Linked DNA regions of Homo sapiens: region 1 is linked to region 2. Evidence: chromatin contacts called from ENCODE Hi-C data. All regions are on one chromosome and are shown on one strand. Each heading gives the region's core, a stretch centred on a gene start or an enhancer-like site at or near the end of the contact. The rest is flanking DNA. Distances are from core to core; before and after follow the strand shown.

Region 1 (5,821 bases), core at 1,092-3,591, 220 kb before region 2:
AGTATGGGCACCTTAAGACCCCACACCTCAGGACGGGGTTTGCACTCAGAAGGTCACCTTTCCCCAGCGTGGACTTCATGTGAGGCATGAGAAACTATCACGTTACTTTCCTAAGGAATTAAATGGTCTGAGCACTGTAGCAACTTTTCTTTCTCAGTATAATCCATGAAAAACATGGCCTAAATCATGATAACACTAAGCCCCAAATTTTCAGAGTAGGACATGAAATTATATCTTAGTGACTTCCTTTGACCCAAAAGAAAAATGCAAAGCTGGCCTCACTTGGTTTATCTTCATGTTAATCGTGAAGGAGGAGTGTGTTTAAAACACCAGCAGACGAATGCCATTTTTCAACTTTTTCCACACAATGTTAGGTGCCTCTTGAGCTACGGTATTTGTTTAAATCATCGACTCCAATGACCCTACTCTCTCTATTTATTATGCTTTGGATGAAATAATATTGTAGGAGTTCCTATTTTTTAAATTCCATGCTACTATAAAATATACACTGGATCCATCACTATTTCACCAATCCGTTCATGACTTTGAAATCATAAATGGGTTAGCTTCAAACCTTCCTTTTCTGAGAAAAATAAGATAAACCCTGTTTCATTTACTTTGGAAAGTGCTAGCTTCTTTATTTCAAATACACAGCTCAGATTTATGTTTTCTTTTTAATAGATTTTTCTGTTTTTCTAATGCCTAGCCTGGATGATCATCTTTGGAAAACAGAACTGCTTTTGGACAAATGCTGATATCACAGATTAAAAGGGGATATAACTCTTTACACATGAAAGGGAAGATTTCCCTTAGTTCTTACCTCAGCAATAACAGCAGCAATAGATTCTATCCAAGAAGTTTTAATCACATATGTCAGCATGACATTTTTATAATAAAGAGAACTTAATTATTAACTGATCACAAATTAACTATCTATTATTGTGTTGGGCCAAATATTGTCTAAAATGAATGATCATTCTTTCTTAAAAATTCTTTCTTCCTCAAAAAGATTATATCAATTTTATTAATTGTAATGGGAGTATATTTACGTAGCTAACATACCAATGTAAACATAGGCATGATATAAATCTGTAAATTAATAGCAACACTGAAGCTATTTGAAATAACATAGTTACGTTTTGGCCATTAAGATTGACAAATAGGCCAGGTGCCATAGCTCACACCTGTAATCCCAACACTTCAGGAGGCTGAGGCAGGCAGATCTCTTGAGGTCAGGAGTTCGAGACCAACCTGGTCAACAAGATAAAACCCCGTCTCTACTAAAAATACAAAAAATTAGCCAGGTGTGGTGGCACTTGCCTGTAGTCCCAGCTACTTGGGAGGCTGAGGCAGGAGAATCGTTTGAACCCAGGAGGCATAGGTTGCAGTGAGCCAAGGTTGTGCTGCCACACTCCAGGCTGGGACTGTCTCAAAAGAAAAAAAAGAAAAGAAAAGAAAAAAAAGATTAGCAAATACATAATTGGAATAGTTGATATACCTGTTATTTCTACCCTGTCCAACCTACGGGATCTCTTTATGAGTAAATGGAATCAGGGACTTTGAAACTATGCTTAGTGTTACAAATAGCAAGTTATAAAAAAAGTGACCATTTAGAACAGCGTTTCTCAATCTTTTACTCATTACCACCCCTCCGCCAAGGAACCCTTTTTAGACATCTTCCCTAATCAATCCCCCGTATGATTCTAATATCACAGATATAGTGTTTATGTACTACATATATGTATATCTGTGACTTATATATAAAAAGGATTTTTAAAACACACCCCTTAAGAACCAATTTTTATTCATCTGGGGGCAGTATTACCCCTACTGATTTTGAGGATTTAAAAATATAGAGAAAGATAGCAGCCCCCAAATTCCCACTTGGAAAGAGGGTTGTTCTACTTTTCTTGAATCACAGCCAAAAACAATGGGCCTAGATCAAAATAAATACAAAATCATTTTCTGGGATTGGGTGGGGAAAGATAAATCTTCATTTCTAAGCTGACTTTTTTCCCCTGAAAATATTAGTTGTTATCTAACAGCAGTGAGCCTATTACTGACTGAAAGGAAATGTTGACCTTTGGTACTCAGCCCTGTATATGACCATAAACACGACTTCACCCATTACCATCATCACTCACTCATTCACTTCCTGACATTTGCCCAACCAGCTCTGCCTCAGGAGTTAGAGATGCAAGGAAGGATAACACTCAACTTGAATTTCTTCATTCCACTAATGAGACCAGCAATCTTAGAAGTAGTAAAAAAGTAAACAAATCTATGTATTCCAAAACACCTAGAATGTCTAAAGAAAGAAAGTGTATTGCTATTTCTGGAAGAGAAATAAAGCATAACATTGAGAGGCAGTGATTATGAATCACAGCCCTGTTACCGTGTACATAGAGACAATTTCCATTCTTTTGAATAAGCAAACCAACAGCCTGACTTTGGCCATCCACAAGTGTGTCAACAAATCTGCCTTAAAACTGACTTGCAAAAGTTTGAGTTACAACTTTAAAGGGCTCATAAAGGAATGGTGAGATGGTGTCTTGTGGCAGCCAGCTTCTACTTTGAATCTAATTAAGTATTTCAACCACTGTAGGTTAAAACGTTGATTCCCAAATGGGGCTTCCACACGGGAGTTGTAGTTTTTCAAAACAGTTGCCTCCTCCATTTGTTTTTGTCTCCAGCCAGCCTTAAACCTCAGGCACCACCTGCTTTAAAAGTTCCCTTTCACAGCCATGATGTAGTGGGAGGACATGCAGCTTTGGCAAGATCATGGTTCACTGAAAAGCAACTTTGCACTAGCACGCCATTTATTTCTGACATGCTGGCAAAATTGAAAAAGGCTTTAACTCCACAAGGGGTAACATTTTTCTTTAGGAAAATTGTCAACACAGGTAAAACAGCTGTGGGCAAATTAAGAGAAATTAGCTATTGAGTCAAATTCCTGTAGCTTGGGGATGATTTTCATTGACATAAACGTAGTCTAAAGTCATAAAAAGGAGTGTTTCCCAAACGAGATCCAGGGATGCTGATGATAGCGAGTCTGTGATCTATCGTCCATCTGAGAGTGAAGGGGGAAATCACATCATCCCTAACTATTTGGCTGCTCCTACTCTTGTTAACAAGGGCCGAGAGCCCCAGTAAGTAAGTGGTGGGAGGAAGGTCAGCACAGATGGGGATGTGGGGACAAATCACATGCATATGACCACCAAAAAGGGAGCTGATGTCAAACGGTATCCCAGAGGCTGGCCTGGCCAAGCTCCTCAGACAGTCTCCATCTTCTCTATGATTTAAAAGCTGCAAAGAGTATGAATGTTGTGAGAGACAATTTTGATGGTGTAAGTCTTATAAGAAGTCTGGGAAAGAATAATGGCAAAAGCCCCTTTTCACCAACTAAGAAAGAAATTACAGCCTTTCCAAAATTCCTACCCATAAGTCCAGATTTTAAACTTGGCTGCTGTCTATGAAATAATAATAATAATGAGGGCTTCCTTTGTCCAAGAGATGAGTTTCAGGGGAGAGGTAGAAAGAAGACAAAGACAGCAAAACAGATTGTCAGGGTGAAAGTAAGAGTGTAGGTGGCTATGGAGCAAGAGAGAGAATAAAATGTAGTCAAAAGAATCAGAGCACCTAGTGTTGAATTGTTCATTTACATCAACATTTCCAAAAGTATCTTCCCTGGACCATAAGTTAACTATGTTCAGAAATGCATGTTCATCTCTCACATGGTGTTTAACAGTGTCTATTTCTATATTCAATTCTCTAAGGAGTCCTGCAATGTGGGATATTTACTGTTCATTACAATAGACCATTCATGGTGGATGTCAGTTGTGTTATAAAACTAGCTTGTACCAGTTCATGAGAGCTGTTTTTAAATTTTTAGGAATTGGCAAACAGGTGTTAAAAATGTAATTGTTAAAAAATCAGTTATAAAATTACAGTTAAATACATTAAAAACAAAGGAAAATAAGCTCACCCAGTGAGTTTGTTTTTAAATTCCAGTTATTTTATTTTTTAGTTCGGCAGAGTGGGGTAACTAAAGTTATCTTTCCATCTATTTTAAGAGTGTCCACAATTGCTTTTTAGAACATTTTAATATTAATAATAGTGCCTCTAATATCTTTGTCATTTAATTCCAAAGTCTGTGTCATCTTAATAGTGTCTGTTGATTGCTTTTTGCCATCTGAGTTGAGATTTGTCTAATTCTTCCCATGCCAAGTAATTTTGGGTTGTGTCCTAGACAGTTTGACTATTATGTTATGAATGGGGTCTTGTTTAAATCCTATGGGAAATGTTGGTATTTTTGTCTTAGCAGACAATAAAATCCAGGTAGGTTCAGGCTTAAGTTCCAACCCGCCATCTTTGGTCTGTGGTTTCAAGGTCAGTTCAATTTTCAGGGCCTTTGCAGTGTTGTTTACCTATGTCCACAAATGTGCTACTCAGTGACTGCCTGGACCCTAGACGGTGGTCTGTCTGTTACTTCAGTTCTCAAAGTCCTTTGTGTGCTGATTAGAATCACATTCATTCGTGTGCAGCTCACGGGGAGCCAGGATTTCATAACCACCTTGAAGGGTTGCTTTCCCAAACTCCTTGCCCTCTGTGCTCTTGTGAGTCCTTGCTAGTTCCCCGGCCCTCCCCTTTTTGATCCTCCACCTGGAAAGCTGGAACTTTAGTTACCCCCTGTGCTGAGCCCCTCTGCAGCTGCACCCACATCCTGGACCCAGCGGTGAAGAGAACTGGAGGAAAAACCTGGTAGACTCACTGCCAGCTCAGCAGTACTTGGAGTTGTGGCCTCCTTCTCCAGTCAACCTTCCACAACTTGCTCTTCTGAGTCCTCCAGTAGCTTCTCCGTGCCTTCGTCCTGGCCCTGCAGCTACATACCACTGGAGAGATGGGGAGGAGAGGAGGAGAGCTTGCTCTGTGCCATCAGGAGCTCCCTGCAGCTTCTGTCAGCCTGCGTTCTTTCTGCCCTCCAAGAGAAGGCACTGTCTATTCTTTATTTCTTTTCAGGAGAGGTAGCCCTGGTTTCTTCAATGATCCCTTATAGTTTATCGTTTCCAGACTCCTCTTCATCTCACTCACTTGCCTCTGGATTTCCCAAATACATTATTTTTCTTAAAGTGTGGTGCCCATAATATGAAACTCTTACCTCCTCTGATCTGTATACTGCAAATCTACTAACTCAGTTGAAAGTACATTTGCATTTTCAGTAATTGCATTTCATTATTGGCTCAGGCTAAACTTTTGGAAGCCCCAGGTCTTTTGCATATGAATAATGTTAGGTCTTTGTCACATTACTGCAATTGGTCATTTTCACTTGGATGCAGGAATTTAGTATTATTAATATTTCATTTTACCTTATCGGCTCTAGTTTGTCATTCTTGCCTATTGAAGCAATGTAGAATTCTGACACTCTTGTCTATTTTATTGGTTATCCACTTTAGCTTCATGTAGTGATAACAGAGGCAGGTTTTATTAAGTTCTGGGGAGCCTGGCAGAGCAGAAAGACTTTCAGAAGTTCAGGTCCATCTCTGCCTTCTCACTTCAGCTGGTAATATCCTCCCCCGACACATCCCATTTGCTTTGCCTGAATATAAGTAATCCTCAACTATAGACAGAGTTCAAGCTATTTCTCTTGGCATTTCTTTGCCCACGTCAAACAAGGGCTAAGTCTAGACACCTGTTTGGATGTGTTCTGTGTTACGTAAAGCAAAGCGGATGGATACCCTACAGTGGCTAAGAGCTCTGGCCCGCTACTCCAGAGGAATTTGAATTGGAGAAATTGTTATAGAACAGCTTTCCCACACCAGAG
Region 2 (5,669 bases), core at 2,436-4,935:
AATCCTCCCACCCCAGCCTTCTGAGTAGCTAGGATCACAGGTGTGTGCCACCACACGTGACTCATTTTTGTATTTTTTTTTTTTTTTTTTTTGTAGAAACAGGGTCTCTCTATGTTGCCCAGACTGGTCTTGAACTCCTGGGCTCAAGTGATTCTCCTATCTTGGCCTCCCAAAGTGCTGGGATTACAGGCATGAATCACCATGCACAGCCCATGGGCAAACTTTTGAGTCTTTTTGAACCACCCTTATCTGTACTAGGACGAAAGAAAGTGCCTTGCGTAATGATCTTCTGGAAATGAGAACATTGTTATCCTGGAGGATCACTTTGGTTTTTCTTGTATACCAGACTGGATGCGGGCAGTGTCCTACCTCTGGACAGTGATTGGCTGATGCCCTCTCTCACCCCATCTGCAGTGAAGCCCTGGGGAAAAGTGGAGCCACGGGAGACCCCCACCACTAGAAGTTTGCTTCAGGGACTCTTGCTTTTCCTGTCTTCTTCCCCTTCCCTTTCCCCACTTCATCACATCAATCATAGAGTTTGCCTCCAGGAGCTAGCCTCTGGTGTGGTTGCTGCCCAGAGCCTGGCTGCCTGGCCACTTCCATTGCCCCATTGTCGACTGGAGCCTTATTTTACTCACTTCTCAGATGTCATACCTGGATCCCACTTGTTGAAGCTGTCAACGGGGGGTATTGGGGCTAATTCCAGGGGCAAAAAGGGAGCTCTACAGCACTACACAGTTGTACTGAGAAAGCTATTCCATGCAGCAAATGCATTGTTCAGGGTTACTCTTAACACTGCACATTATGGCGCAGGAACTAAATTTGTGTTCAAATGAATGCCCTTCCTACAGAGAAGTGGACTCCAAGTTTAAATAGCTGATTTCCAAGTTTTCTTTGGAAGGATTTGTTAAAGCACACACTTTGGATCAGTTCTTACCACCAGTTCCAAAGCTCACCAAGCTTAGGTGGAAGGAGGCATGGCTGCCCTGGGGATGGGGAAGGGATGCTTTCTTAATTGTACTCTGCATGGGAGAAATGTTTCTTTCTCTTAAAAGCAGTTTTACCTGTTTAAAAAACGGGCTCAGCTCAAGGCAGATCACTTAAGGTGGGACGGAGAGGGTTTGGAGTGTATATTGAAGAAAAGGAGAGTGCTTATAAAGGTGGGGGAGGAAAAGGAGGACGTGAAGGCCCAGAAGTGCTGAGAAGCACAGAAGGGTGGTGTTGGTGTTGGCTTTTCAGTCTTCATTTTCCTCTGTGAGTGGATCCTTTTAGATCAGTGGTGGGATGTCATAAACGTTTAATCCTGAGTGACACAGAAGGTGACACAGGCTTGCACTTTATATCCAAGAGGAACCAAGCACACTCAGATAGGTGCCTGCCATTCTTGTTTCTCTAGGAAAAGTTCCTAAAGGTGCTAAGAGGGGTACATTTTGTCTAGGTTCAGCACTGGGAGGGAGGTGTAAGAAGCTGCTTGCCTTCTTTTTACCTTGTACTTCACTGCGTAGACCCAGCACAGGCTTGGGCCACGTGCCGAGAAAGGGCCGCACAGCCACAGGTTGGCTCTCATTGAGCATGGTTATGTGTTAACTACCCATATTTCCTGGAAATGCCACAGAACTGAAGTTGGAAGCAGGTAGGAGAGCCTATGTCTGGACAGCAAGGGGAGTCCTGGGCAGCTGCACTTACATGGACCTTGGGGAGCTGGCCCCGTTGTTGCCTTGCTGTCATGGCCACTGAGATTCAGCTGCTATTGTGACCCAGGGGACCTCTGTGTGGCACAGCCTTCTGTTCTGGAATCCCAGGGAAACAGCTCTGGCCTGCCCGCTCCTTCCTATAGTTCCAGCCACAATTGGCACCTCACTCCCTGCATCCAGTGCAATCTCAGGTGTCTCCTGCTGTGCTTGCCTTTTCCACAGTCACTCTCTAGGAACTACTGAAATTCTCACTAGAATCAGCTGTTTCTCTAGATATGGAGCTTGTTCCAAAAGAATACTTTGCTTTTTTGTTGATGTTCTGACCTTTGATTTCAGTCCTCTCCAAAGATAAGAAACTTGCCATTTGTAGTTGAAGCATCCATAAAGCATGGTTCTGATGTTGGTGGTGTAATAGAATTACTTGGGCAGGTTGAATAACTCTTGGCTCTTCTATGCAGTTCAGTGGGCTTAGGGTAGAACTTGGAGCTGGCTGTTTTTAGAAACATTCTGAGGTGTTTGAAAAGTGAGGTGTTGTGGTTGAGAACCATTCATTTATGGGGACCGTAGTAGTGACTTGAAACATTTTATATATATATATGACATATATATGGAAATATATATATTTCATAAACTTTTTTCCTTAACATTTATTCAGAATAGTAAAAATAATGTTCACTATTGAAAAATTGGAAGTATAGGAGGATATAAAGTTTCAGGGGGAAAAAAAACAACACCCGCAATCCCACCACTCAGAAGTAATTACTGCCTGCATTATCTTTTCTTCATTGTTTTGACTAACTTGTTACTGATTGACTTCACTGCTTTTCAGCAAATGTTACTGGCCTTGAGTTGGATATGGAACTTAAATTCCATCTGGAATCATTCCTGGATGATTCTTTCAGAGTCATCAAGTACTGATTGAGTACGAGGGACTCCAGGGATGAATGCATCTGGGGGTCTAGGGTGAGGAAAATCCCAGCCTCAAGAGATCTTGTTAGTTAACCAGCTTAGCACCTCCTATTATGATTGTCATAGACATTTGTGTGTATATTTTAGTTCACATGTTAGGTGTTTTTAATGGTTTCATATTATTTTGAGTGATAGAATTTAGGAGAGTAAATGCTAGTAGAATCAGAGTTCATTAGTTTTTGACATGTTATATGCAAACACTTAAAAAAATTCCTGTGATGTTTGCTGAAGTTTGCATTTCCAGATACTCATATTCCATTTCTGTGTATTCTGATAGGAGGGTTATAATATCTCTGTTGTTGGGGCTATTGCTCTGGAGTATTTATCGATTAACTTTTGTTAATGATATACTCTGTGAAAGCACTTTATTAACTGGATTAAAAAAATTAATTGTAGCACACAGTAATGCGAAAATTTAGTTGGAATGTTGCCCTTATGGACAGTTATCATAGGCAGAATCTAACTCTTAGATGGGAACAGCAATCATGATCTCACAGGTCTCCTACAGCTCTGACAAATTCTTTCAAAATTAGTGAACTGCATTCTGGGTCTCTACTATAGAAGAGTCTCTGACTTCACGGGTTTCATGTTATTTCTACCCAGGAATCAGGATGCCTCACCCAAAGGCAGTTTTGACAAAATTAAAGTATATTGTTGGTGAGTGTCCAGAAGAGAGTGAAAACTGGGATGGCCTGGCTCAGTGTTGGTCTAGCAGAAACTACCTCTAGTGTAATTGTTTCCTTTCTCCCTCCTCTTTGTTTTCTGCCTCTATTTCATTTCTTTCTTTTCACAGTTTTTTCTTTTCTATTCCTCTCTCTTTTTTTCTTTTCTTAGGTTAGGCTTTCAGGGGCTGGAATGGGAGCAGAGTTCACCTGCCAGGAAGTGAGAATGGCAGGAAAGCTGGAATGGCAGTCCTTGGCTCTCCTGTGGTCGAGGTCTGATTACCTTCTAGGTAGTCATTGTGTCCCAGGAGATTTCAGAGAACAAACAGTGGAATCTTATTTAAATAGTTCTGTTAGGAGCATTAATGTTGTTTGTAGGTCATGGTCCAGATGGAAGCTGGCCCTTTTCTGACAAATACCTGGAAACATTTCCTTATTCTACTGTACGTTAGGATTTTGCAATCATTCTTTTCTGATCCCTAGCTTACTGGATAATCACAAAGGCTTTTTACTTCCTTTGTGCTGTAATATTGATCATCTGTGTTGGTTGGTTTACAGCCAACACACTGATCCGGATGCAAGCCGGAAAATCTAAGGGTTGGCAAATGATTCGTCATTTGCATAGAACAGCCTAGGACTCTTCAGAATGAACTTATGGAAGAGAGCTGTGGCATAGGAGCAGGAGAAGGTACAAGTTAGGGAGCAGTTTGGTATTGCACTTCATCTTTAGTTCAGCTTTGTTGCAGGGATCAAGACTGCAAGTTAAAGGGCAAGTTAGGGGGCACCTCTGTCTTTAATGAGATCATAGGATAAAGGCTTATTTATTTGTTTGTTTGTTTATTTATTGAGACAGGGTCTTGCTTGGTTACTCAGGATGGAGTGCGGTGGTGCAGTCTTGGCTTACTGAAGCCTTGACCTCCCCAGCTCAGACAATACTTCTGCCTCAGCCTCCCGAGTAGCTGGGACCACAGTTGTGCACTACCATGCCCAGCTAATTTTTTTTTTTTTTTGTATTTTTTATAGAAACGAGGTTTCACCATGTTGCCCAGGCTGGTCTTGAATTCCTGGGCCCAAGCGATCCACCCACCTCGGCTTCCCAAAGTGCTGAGGTTACAGGCCTGAGCCACCATGCCCGGCCAAGGCTTACTGTTCATCTCAGGTAGCGTCTGACATCGTGTGGACGTACGTGCGTTCAAATCTCCTCTCTGCCAGTTCTCAGTTCTGTGACTTTCAAGTAATTATTCAGCCTCTCTGTGCCTCAGTTTTCTCTTTTGTAAAGTGAGGATAATGGTACTAGCCATAGGTGAGGGTTGAAGGACACAGTGTCTGGCACATAATATTAATAAATATTCATTAATGTTTTACTCTTGGCTGTCCTGAACATTAGTCTGCTTTGACCTAGAATTCTTTTCCTGAAGACACGCTATAATTTTGATGAGAGTAAACAACTAACTCTTATTTGCATGTTCAAATAAACATGTTTTTATGAAGGTACTTGGTGTTCATTAACAAATGCTATACTTATGATTTTTTTTCTCTGAGACATAATACCAAACTTGTACATAAAATATTTCTGATCACTGATCTTCGCTCCTATAACTATAAAATTATATGTAAAATAGCTAAAAACTACTCAGTGCACTCTTTAGAATATATGTATTTCTCCTATGAGAAGCATCATTGAGATCTTTATTTGGGAAGCAATTAGGTTGCAAATTGAAAACAGTTTCCAACATCATCACCAAACTGAAAATGCCAAGTTGTCTGAGTCTAATGTCCAGAAGTCATTGTGGCCCTGTGGTCAGTGTTCTGCATTAGGGATCCCTGCAACAGAGCTGAATTAAAGATGAAGCACAGTAACCCAACACCTGTGTCAATAAGGGTGGATAATTTCTAGGGTTCCACAACGGGCTGTCAGTATCTTTCTCATTATTCCCCCAGCCTTTGTTTCACAGCCCAGTGGCTTCAGTCACTATGTCCATTTTCTTATCTCTTAAGGACTGTTCAACTCATTATATTTGGTTGCTTTCCCCATCCTACCCTAAACTGTTGTTATATAAGATCTTCTAAATTACCTTTCACGGCTAAACCCTGCAACTTCAGTCCTTGTCTTACTTGCTTTGTTGGCGTGTGTTATCACTGTCACTTTTCCTCTTGATTTTCCCTCCTCTGCTGGTTTTCCTTGTACCTCTTTGTCAGTGCATTGTTCTGCCCACCCTTGCAGGTTAGTGTGTCTTAACATACCATTCCTGACTCTCTCCTACTTTGTTCACTTTCTATGTCTACAACTGCAGTCACTCTTCCCTTGTGAATCCCAAAGCCTTGTCTCCAGTCCAGATTTGTT

What was found. A loop is a pair of places that touch in the nucleus more often than their neighbours do. Pooled maps may share reads with other maps.
Region 1: a loop to region 2 is called in a map of aorta, with 2.3 times the contacts of the local background. The contact joins two enhancer-like sites. A Hi-C loop is called at or near these places in 3 of 168 maps with a recorded cell type or tissue (HepG2, Panc1 and aorta), 2 of 37 single-sample maps with no recorded cell type and 3 of 50 pooled maps.

What each region holds. Positions count from the first base shown.
Region 1 is chr6:2,438,676-2,444,496 of GRCh38, reverse strand. No RefSeq gene overlaps it. Among named protein-coding and RNA genes, the nearest start is that of LINC02521, 190 kb to the left of the region's middle. Within about 2 kb of position 2,341, at least 2 of the 41 ENCODE cell types and tissues checked have a DNase peak (open chromatin) inside an H3K27ac peak, as active enhancers do.
Region 2 is chr6:2,223,832-2,229,500 of GRCh38, reverse strand. All of the region lies in intron 1 of GMDS (GDP-mannose 4,6-dehydratase), which reads left to right. Among named protein-coding and RNA genes, the nearest start is that of GMDS, 19 kb to the left of the region's middle. RefSeq lists a silencer at 2,452-2,746. Within about 2 kb of position 3,685, at least 5 of the 41 ENCODE cell types and tissues checked have a DNase peak (open chromatin) inside an H3K27ac peak, as active enhancers do.